Linked DNA regions of Mus musculus: region 2 is linked to region 1. Evidence: chromatin loops called from intact Hi-C (ENCODE). Cell type or tissue: heart. All regions are shown on one strand.

Region 1 (5,000 bases):
TACCTCTCCTGGGCATATATCCAGATGTCCCAACCGGTAAGAAGGACACATGCTCCACTATGTTCATAGCAGCCTTATTTATAATAGTCAGAAGCTGGAAAGAACCCAGATGTCCCTCAACAGAGGAATGGATACAGAAAATGTGGTACATTTACACAATGGAGTACTACTCAGCTATTAAAAAGAATGAATTTATGAAATTCCTAGGCAAATGGATGGACCTGGAGGGCATCATCCTGAGTGAGGTAACACAATCACAAAGGAACTCACATAATATGTACTCACTGATAAGTGGATATTAGCCCAAAACCTAGGATACCCAAGATATAAGATACAATTTACTAAACGCATGAAACTCAAGAAGAATGAAGACCAAAGTGTGGACACTGTGCCCCTTCTTAGAATTGGGAACAAAACACCCATGGAAGGAGTTACAGAGACAAAATTTGGAGCTGTGACGAAAGGATGGACCATCTAGAGACTGCCATATCCAGGGATCCACCCCATAATCAGCTTCCAAACGCTGACACCATTGCATGCACTAGCAAGATTTTGCTGAAAGGACCCAGATATACCTGTCTCTTGTGAGACTATGCCGGGGCCTAGCAATCACAGAAGTGGATGCTCACAGTCAGCTAATGGATGGATCACAGGGCCCCCAATCGAGGAGCTAGAGAAAGTACCCAAGGAGCTAAAGGGATCTGAAACCCTATAGGTGGAACAACAATATGAACTAACCAGTACCCTGGAGCTCTTGACTCTAGCTGCATATGTATCAAAAGACGGCCTAGTCGGCCATCACTGGAAAGAGAGGCCCATTGGACACACAAACTTTATATGCCCCAGTACAGGGGAACACCAGGGGGAAAAAAAAAAAAAAAAAAAAAGGGAATGGGTGGGTAGGGAAGTGGCAGGGAGGGTATGGGGGACTTTTGGGATAGCATTGGAAATATAATTGAGGAAAATGCGTAATAAAAAAAATCTTAAAAGACAAAAATGGAAACAAGTAACCTCTGGGACCCTTCTGTCCTGCACATGCACAGGTGACCTCAGTTCCCTCCCACGTCACCCTTCCTTCCCCAGGCAGAGCCCCTGCAATACAGGGATGGAAGATCCCTTTTCTTTGCCATTTGACGGCCTGGGGTGGACCTGTGCTGACTTCCCTGAGGAAGAGGTTTCAATGGGACCTCTTCCTCCTCTTCTTCTCCCTCCTCCTCTTCCTTCTCCTCTTCCTCCTTGTCCTTTAGATTTTTGAGGCTTGGTTTCTGTAGGCATATATTTTTCATGCCTATTTTAATAAGGGTTCAACCTCTCCTCTAGCCTGCCACCCACCAGAGGTAGTGGGAAAAAACTTTATTAGGACACGGTGGAAGTGGACCTGTTTAGAAATAGTTCTTTGGGGCAATTCCAGTTTTAATTGTTTCCAGCCCAGCCCATGAGCAAACACCTCACACGAATCAGCAGCTGCAGTCCACTCAGCAGACACCACACACGAATCAGCAAGGGCAGTTCCACCCAAAAGAAAGCCCAAGTCTGAGGAATTAGCAAGAAGCTGCAGGAACCTCACAAGAAGCTCTTTAGTGAATTTCTCTCTATGAAAGTTACAATTGAAGCTCAGCCATGCAATGTAAGGCGAGCCAATACATGTGTGTCATCAGAGAAGACTAACAAGGCAGAGCAAAGTGAACCAATGTCCCACTGTCTGTGGGGTCATAATATATATATATATATATATATATATATATATATATGTATATATATATATATATATATATTAAACATCATACATTCTTTCACCTGTCTGCCTCACCAAAACATCATTATACCTTGAGTCTTCAAAGTAACCAGAAATGCCCACTTTAGGTCTCTCTGTATAGCCAGAACTCACTCTGTAGACTAGGCAGGCCTCATACTCACAGAGATCCTCCTGCCTCTGCTTCCCATGTACTGGGATTAAAGGCACCACCACTGCCTGGCTCACTGGGTAACCTTCTTCTTCTTCTTCTTCTTTTTTTTTTTTTTTTTTTTTTTTTTGGTTTTTTCGAGACAGGGTTTCTCTGTATAGCCAGCCCTGCCTGTCCTGGAACTCACTTTGTAGACCAGGCTGTCCTCGAACTCAGAAATCCACCTTCCTCTGCCTCCCAAGTGCTGGGATTAAAGGCATGCGCCACCATGTCCGGCACACTGGTAACCTTCTTAAACATGCACTTGCACCTCTTGGTATGAAATCTCTCTCTCTCTCTCTCTCTCTCTCTCTCTCTCCCTCCCCCACCCCTGTCTTCTAGGTTGGCCCTAAAGAGATAGCTCAGTGATCAAGAGTGCATTTTACTCTCTTAAAGAATCCTGGTTCAAATCCCAGCAGCTACATGGTGGCTCACAACACTCTGTAACTCCAGTTCCAGGAGGATTGAACACCTCTGGCCTCTAAAGGTTTCTGAACACATGTGGTGCACAGAAACTCAAACAGTCATTGTCTTAATCAGGGTTTCTATTGCTGCACAAATACCATGACCTACAAGCAAGTTGGGGAGAAAAGGGTTTATTCAGCTTACACTTCCACATCACAGTTCATCACCAAAGGAAGTCAGGACTGGAACTCACACAGGGCAGGAACTTGGAGGCAGGAGCTGATACAGAGGCCACGGAGGGACGCTGCTTTCTGGATTGCTTTCCCTGGCTTGCTCAGCCTGCTTTCTTATAGAACTCAGGACTACCAGCCCAGAGATGGCACCACCCACAATGGGCTAAGCCCTCCCCACTTGATCACTAATTGAGAAAATGCCTTACAGCTGGATCTCATTTCTTCAATGGCGGCTCCTTTCTCTGTGATAACTCCAGCTTGTATCAAGTCCACACACAAAAACCAGCCAGTACAGTCATGCATACCTACACGTGAAAGAAAATAAACATTTTTAAAGTCCCCTGCATCTCTTTGTCCTTCACACCACTATGCCCTCAGCTTTGGCTGGCTCCTTCCTCTAAGCGGAGGGACAGGCCAAACTCTGAATTCTGGAGGGAGGTTTGCTGTGTCAACCGCAGGTCTGGAAGGAAGCCACTGGAGGGCGCCAGAGCAGAACTGAGCAAGTTGACCACAGGGGAAGCCCTGTGTCTTCACTGAAGCCTCTCTCTTATCATACCCGACCTCCTCCAGCCACTCTGGAAAATCCTTCCCAGGGCTGCCCTGGACAGAGCTGGAGTCCTGAGGGAGGGCTACACCTGTCTACAGGGGTTCAGCTGGTACAAGGCTGGCACAGTTAAATCTTTCTCCATGAAGCCTCTCAAGGCCTTCAGAATGCCCTGCGTGGAAGGGATGGGAGGAGCCTATTTAGTTTTTCATATTGAGGCCCTTTGGACTTTTCCTGAGCCTATACAAATGAGGGGGGCTCAGTAGCCCCCAGGTAGCTTTGGAATGGGGCTGTGGTTACTGGCAGAGAGCGGGAACCCCCGCTGGACCCTGACTTCCAGGATGAGTCAGTATAGCCAGAGACCAAGATGAGTCAGTTGTCCCCACGGGACAGACCCAAAGTGCTCACAGGCCCTCCAGGCCCAGGAGCACATCCTGGTGCCCGAGGGCTGCACACTCCGAACTGCACAGGCCAGAAGCTCTGTCCTCTGGAGTCTTCCTGACTTCTCCCCATGTCCTTGTCCCACTGGCTGTTTATCTGTAACCCTTCACAGTCTCCTTTATGCCAGTAGCCATAGTAACTAACATCCTTTCCTGACTTCTAAGAAAGCATTGTAGACAGACAGTTCCTACATTTGAGGAAGGGGCCTTGGGAAGCTCTGTGTATTCAGAGTCCCCGCCATGTGAGACTGGCATCTGATGGAGGCTTTTTATGTGGGCTCTGTAGTTGGATCATAGGGGGGCTAGCTGGTGTCAGGAGGACCTGATGAATGACCTGACACGGAGGAGCCTGGGAAGTGGGGTAGTGGACAGACGTCACGTGGAGCCTGACAGGGACCAGACAGTGGCATACACAGCTGGCATGCCAAGAACAATATTCCTGAAACAGGGAGAGCATTGGTTTCAACTGCAGGAACATGGCCCCAGTTCTGCCAAGGACTACCTCAGGGCGTGCTCGCCAAGACAAGAAGAGGGAAGTGTCCAAAGGTGGTCTGGGTAAAACCAAACATGACAAGGTGCAGGCTGGGGGCTGGAAAAGTCCAGAGGGCACAGTCCCAAGATCCTAGAGCATCCTCGAGCTGTCCAGGTGAGGGAAAGAGGGAAGACCTTGCCCACTGCTCCATCTGTGCAGTGACAGCTGGCAACCTGCTTGCCACCCCTACTCCACCTGTATCTCCAGCTGACTTGGAGGAATGGGAATTCAGGTGTGAATTTGACCCCAACACTTAGGAAAACAAAGACCATAAAGTAGGTCATAAAAATGACAGGGATACTTTTTCCCCCCATGGCTCCAGAGACCAGAAGCCTGAGAGCCAACTTTCCTGGGGTCAGTTCCATCAACAGCCTCTGAGGGAAAGTGCTTCCAGAGTCTCCTGACACTCTTGGTATGTGGACATGCCTCTCCCTGGTGCTATGCTCTGATGGCACCTGCTGTGTCTCTGCCTGTCTGTGTCACTGACCGTGCTCCTTTCTCCTGCAGGGAAACCAGTCAGGCCCGGGGCCTCCCAAAATACAAGTGATCTCCTCTCAAGACTCTTCCTTATCTTGTCACAACTGTAAAGACTCTGGGTCCAGAAGCCACACTCACAAGTCCCCGGGGAGTTAGGACCGAGTAGTATCATTGGTGTATGAAGGGGGCACCGTTCAAATCATAGGCATTCCTGATCAAAGCTAGCTGACAGCCCTTGGATGCTGGCGCCCTGGATCCTGATGCAGTAGGTGCTGATGCTAAGGGAGTAGAGCCCTGTTCCAGGGGACCATCCCACGTGCTATAATATCAGAGAGGATGGACCTGCAGCACATTCTCCATCAGGGCTGTATCCCCATCCGTATGCTAACTGTGAATAACGACAGGATTCTGAAGGCTGCCATCTTC
Region 2 (5,000 bases), 63 kb after region 1:
GTGTGCTCAGGGGTAGCTTTCCTCCCTGTGCTGGGCCGCTTACTGAGAAGGAATCCCATTGGGTGAACAGGACTGTAGTCAGAGACACCATATACACACACATACACACACATACACACACCACACACACAGCACATATACCACTGTCGTCAAAGAGACTGCACACGGCAGCCATAGTGACTGTGGTGGTGTCTGCTAGTGTTTTCAGAGTCTTTTCCATGTTGGAGACAAATAGGAAGAGATTCATATTGGAGAGGGAGTGGGAGAGGGAGAAGGAGAGGCTGAGGTTGTGGCTCAATTGGTAGAGTGCTTGCCTAGCATACCTGAAGTCCCAAGTTCAAATCCTAGCTTGGCAATGAGATGTGCTGGTGCCTGCTGATGGCAACAACTGCCTTGAAGTTCAAAGGAAAACAGCTGGCTCCTCCAGTGTTAGGGACAGCTTTGCCACACCATAGTGGTTGTGTCACCTCAAGGGGATGACTAGCCACTCGATACCAAAGCCTCTTTACGAGGCAGAGAAGCAGGTAGCCTTTCATAATATCCTCATTGCTTAATGCCAAGGAAGTGACTCTGACCTTTTGGAGTGGCGTCATTTGAGATGCCCAAGGAGACCTTGCAAGCTTCTTCCTGCAGGGTCCTCTAGGAGAGAGGCTGGAGACTGGGCTGTTGGTGTTAAGAGCACTTGCTGCTCTTTCAGAGTTCAAGGCCCATCACCCATGTCCTACAGCTCACAACCACCCGCACTTCTGCTGGAGGGGATCCAGCGCCCTCTTCTGGCTTCTGAGGGTATCATGCACATGGCAGCAGACATGCAGACAAACACATCTTGTAAAGAGAAATAACCTAAACCTTTAAAACTCAAAGGAAGGATGAAGGAAGGGAGGAAGAGACAAAAAGAAAAGCCTTTCTCTGCAGTGTTAGGAAGGACAGGAGTAAGATGGGAAAAGTGGGGACACCACACACACACACACATACCACACATACACCACATACACATATACACACCATACACATCACACACACACATATACACACACATACACACACCACACATACCACACACATACCACACACACCATACACACACATACCATACACATATACCACACACAGACTGCACACATATACCACACATACCAAATACAGACACCACACACACACAACACAACCACATACACAACACAACCACACACACAACACACACACACATATATGCCACACACACCACACACACGTACACACTCACACACACACACACAGCTAGCTGCTGGGAAATGTCTTCCTCAGCAGGGCAGCTAAAGAGCTGGGTAATTAAGGCATTGAGAAATCAAGCCCTCTCCCGACTCTGAGGTTCTGTTCTGGTTCCAAGGGCTCCTTTCTCTCCTTCGTTGTTTCCTGGTAGCCAGTGCTTCAAGACCAAAATCTCTGGAAATAAGCAGGGTGTTGCAGTACAAGCCTATAAGCCTAGCATCCTGGCTGAGGCAGGGGAATGGAGAATTCAAGACCAGGACTGGCTACAAAGTAAAAAGAATCCTGAAGTAGGGCTGGGGTGTAAATTATTGGGCTTAGGTTTAATCCAGAAGTGGGGGTGGGGGCTGGGGGGTATGAAGATCAAAAGAAAATGGGAAGTCCACAGCAGATAAATTAACACAGTTCCTGGGAATGAAGATGAGCCCTCCGTGGCCAGTAAGACTCTCTAGACCTTATCCAGAGGTCCTAAAATGACCTCATGCAGAAATGTCCTTGGAGAAAGTCTCCCACAGATGACAGGACTGTGCTTACCCGCTAAGATGTCCCCACAGCCCTCAGCAGACGACTCTGAACACCTTCGCAAAGCAGTGATGGCTTGTGAATCCATGGGATACGCCTGTGCAACCTGGGTCCTGGGTTGGGGGCATGCCTGGGTGCAACCATGTGTTCCTATTCCCATCATGCTCTGGGTGGGAGCCACATCTCTATTATACCTGCCTTCCTGTGTTTTGCAGATGTTCAAAGGACCTGACAAAGACATCGAGTTTATCTACACGGCCCCCTCTTCAGCAGTGTGCGGGGTCTCGCTGGACGTTGGAGGAAAGAAGGAGTATCTAATTGCAGGTGTGTGGGAGTTCACCCTTCCCCACTGAGTGCTGAATTGTGGTGCAGAGAATTCCAGTGTCCTGGTCCCTAAGGAACAAACTTCCCACACTGCCCTCTAGGGACGAAAGAGCAGAATTGCATTGGGCCAGGGACTGCTGATAGCCCATGTACAGGAGACATGAGTGGCCTTTGTTGGAGGCACCCACCTGGCCCTCACCTATACAGAAGCCGTCTGTATTAGCAGCCTCTCCAGCAGGCCACATTCTTGGGAAGGCCAGCAGCAATCTCTTCCCTGGGCACTGGCTGGGCGTTTAGGGGCTTTCCCATTTCCCTACAGAGATCGCACAGGTCCTCCACTGTCATATTATAAAGGTGTTGCCGTGATCCCCCAGTGCAGAAGAGGGCTTGGCCTTGAGCATAGTGATTAGCCTGGGGTCTGCTTGCAACACCTGCCAAGAGCCAATGGTTATATTTCCTATGAGCTGATTGCGATCATAGAGCAGCTTAAAACCAGAAGTGGTAGATAGAGGTTCTTAAGAATAGGCTTGGAGCACCCCTGCTGGCTCTACCCAAAAAACAGGTTTATTTTTATGTATCTTGAGTGTTTTGCCTGCTTCGCTAGCCACCAGGATTCTTGTAGCCTGTATCCAGTCCAAGTCAAGGAGAAGAATCTGGGGCTTGGGTATCTCCTCAGGAGAATCCATGTGTGGTTAGGGCTAAGAGCCAGTTTCTAACTAGAACCTTCCTTGACAAAGGCCAGGAGTTACGGATAGCTGGTTAGTACATACTGGGTGGGGTTTACCTCAGGGGCCAGGCATGCCATCTCCTGTGCACATGGATACCAGGAGTATTTTTTTTTTAACCTCTTGGGGCCAGACCTGTCGGTCAGAGCTGCTTATCACTTGGATATCCCAAATATGGGCACTGCTTTCTGTTCCGTGAGATAAAAACCAGCCCACTGAACCATTTAGAGGCTTCAAATAGGCAGGCAGCCTACAAATAGGTAAGCCATGTCTTGCTATCAGGAGCCTGACACACAGTGACTGCTACAAGCAGGCTCAAACTCGTGCCTCATTCCTCGTGCCTCGATGGTGTGAGGAAGCTGCAGGATGCCTGAGCAAAGTGGGGGCGGGGGGGACAATGGGAGAGTCTTGCAGGGCAGCGGTTTCATGGTCAGTGCTGGGGCTGCTCTGTTTTGTAGACTTGGGCATGCATTAAGGCACTCTCCGTGCCTCTTCCCTGCCTTCTCTAAGAGCCAGGCTCTGGGTCCAAACAGGAGGCCAGATAATTCCAGTGACCATGTGGGCGGATGTCATAGTTTCTGTCATGCCATATCCCTGCCATCCACATTGTCTGTCAGAGGTTTTCCACATATGCCGTGCTTTCTCCTGTCCATGCAACACCCATGCTTGCCATTGCCTCCTCTGTCTTAGAAGAATGTCACACAGATATCATCACACAAGTCTTCTAGGCCTGCTAAGACCCAACTCCACTGCAGCTCCAGGTACAATGCAGACTAAAGGTACCCGAAGCCACTCAGGAACCATGCACCTGGCATCTTAGACTATATAACACTTGCTGCCCCGGACACACTCCTGACTAGCCACAGAGCATACTGTCAATACATGACACTTGTAAATAGGCTGCATGCTGTTTTAAAAACTTCACTAGTATAGTTAGGTATGGTGGCATACATCTTTAGTCCTGGCACTTGGGAGGAAGGAGAAGGCAGATCTCTGTGAACTCACAGTCCTAGGCAATGAGATCTTGTTTCAACAGCAACAAACAACAACAAAACCATAAAACTCCTTCCTGCAGGATCTAGGCTAGTTAGATTGCCAGTGGGTGAAGGCACTGGCCATTAAGCCCGAGTTTGATCCCCAGGACCTACACAGTAGAAGAAAAGCAACTCTTGAGTTTTCTTCTGATTTACACACACACATGTGCATGCACACATGCATGCACATGGACCCACTCACCCATATACACACACACATGCACACACACATCACACATGGACACACATACACACAGATGCACACATACACACACACACATGCACACTCACCCATACACACAAAATGCATGAAAGTAACAAAAACTGCAGAAACATGTAAAATGGAGTGTGCCTCTATAACTGCCTGAGCAGAGGACTCGGTGGCACTAAATGTATCCACAAGAGTGTGTAGCTATCACTGTCTATTCCAAGACTGTGTCATCTTCCCAAACTACATCTTGGTCCCACTGGCCACAAGCATCTCAGTCCTTGTCTTGCCCCAGGGCCTGGGTTCTGGTCCCTGCCATCTACTTTCAGTTTCTGTGAACTTACATATTTTAGGCAGCTCTCAGGTCTAGCAGGGTTATATCCTTTTGTGGCAGTTTATTTTACTGGGCATGAAGCCAGGTTCTGTTCATGTTATAGCAAGTGTATGACCTGTCTCCCTTTTTATACGTATGTGTATATACATATATACACACATATATGTATATACATACATACATATACACACATATACATACATACATATACACACGCATGCACATACATACATATATGAATACATACACACACTATATACACATATAAACACAGTCATACATAAACATACACACATGTACATACCCATATACACATATATATACATATATATTAACACACAAACACACCCATATATACATATACACATACACATGTATGGACATGTACATCCACATGCATACCCATATACACATGCATCCATCCATCCATCCATCCATGTATATGCTCATATACATTCACATACATACATACATACATACACACTTATATATCATATATATATATATATATATATATATATACATACACATATACATGCATACACACTTATATATACAGATTCACATACATTCACATGTATATACCATATATGCATGCATGCATA

What was found. A loop is a pair of places that touch in the nucleus more often than their neighbours do. Peaks named below come from ENCODE experiments on the same cell type or tissue, not always from the same donor. Only the 100,000 strongest peaks of a DNase experiment are listed, where the experiment ranks them.
Region 2: a loop joins it to region 1, with 5 times the contacts of the local background. A loop is called at or near these places in 27 of 42 quality-filtered maps.

The regions. Positions count from the first base shown.
Region 1 is chr11:118,377,886-118,382,885 of GRCm38, reverse strand. No RefSeq gene overlaps it. Among named protein-coding and RNA genes, the nearest start is that of Lgals3bp, 22 kb to the left of the region's middle. In heart, a CTCF peak has its summit at 3,054 (motif pointing right); DNase peaks (open chromatin) are centred at 3,065, 3,415 and 4,005; H3K27ac peaks cover 742 bases.
Region 2 is chr11:118,314,513-118,319,512 of GRCm38, reverse strand. It overlaps Timp2 (tissue inhibitor of metalloproteinase 2), which reads left to right. Exons shown (of 5, transcript NM_011594.3): 3 at 1,986-2,094. Among named protein-coding and RNA genes, the nearest start is that of Cep295nl, 26 kb to the left of the region's middle. In heart, CTCF peaks have their summits at 779 (motif pointing left) and 2,203; a DNase peak (open chromatin) is centred at 2,262; H3K27ac peaks cover 1,036 bases.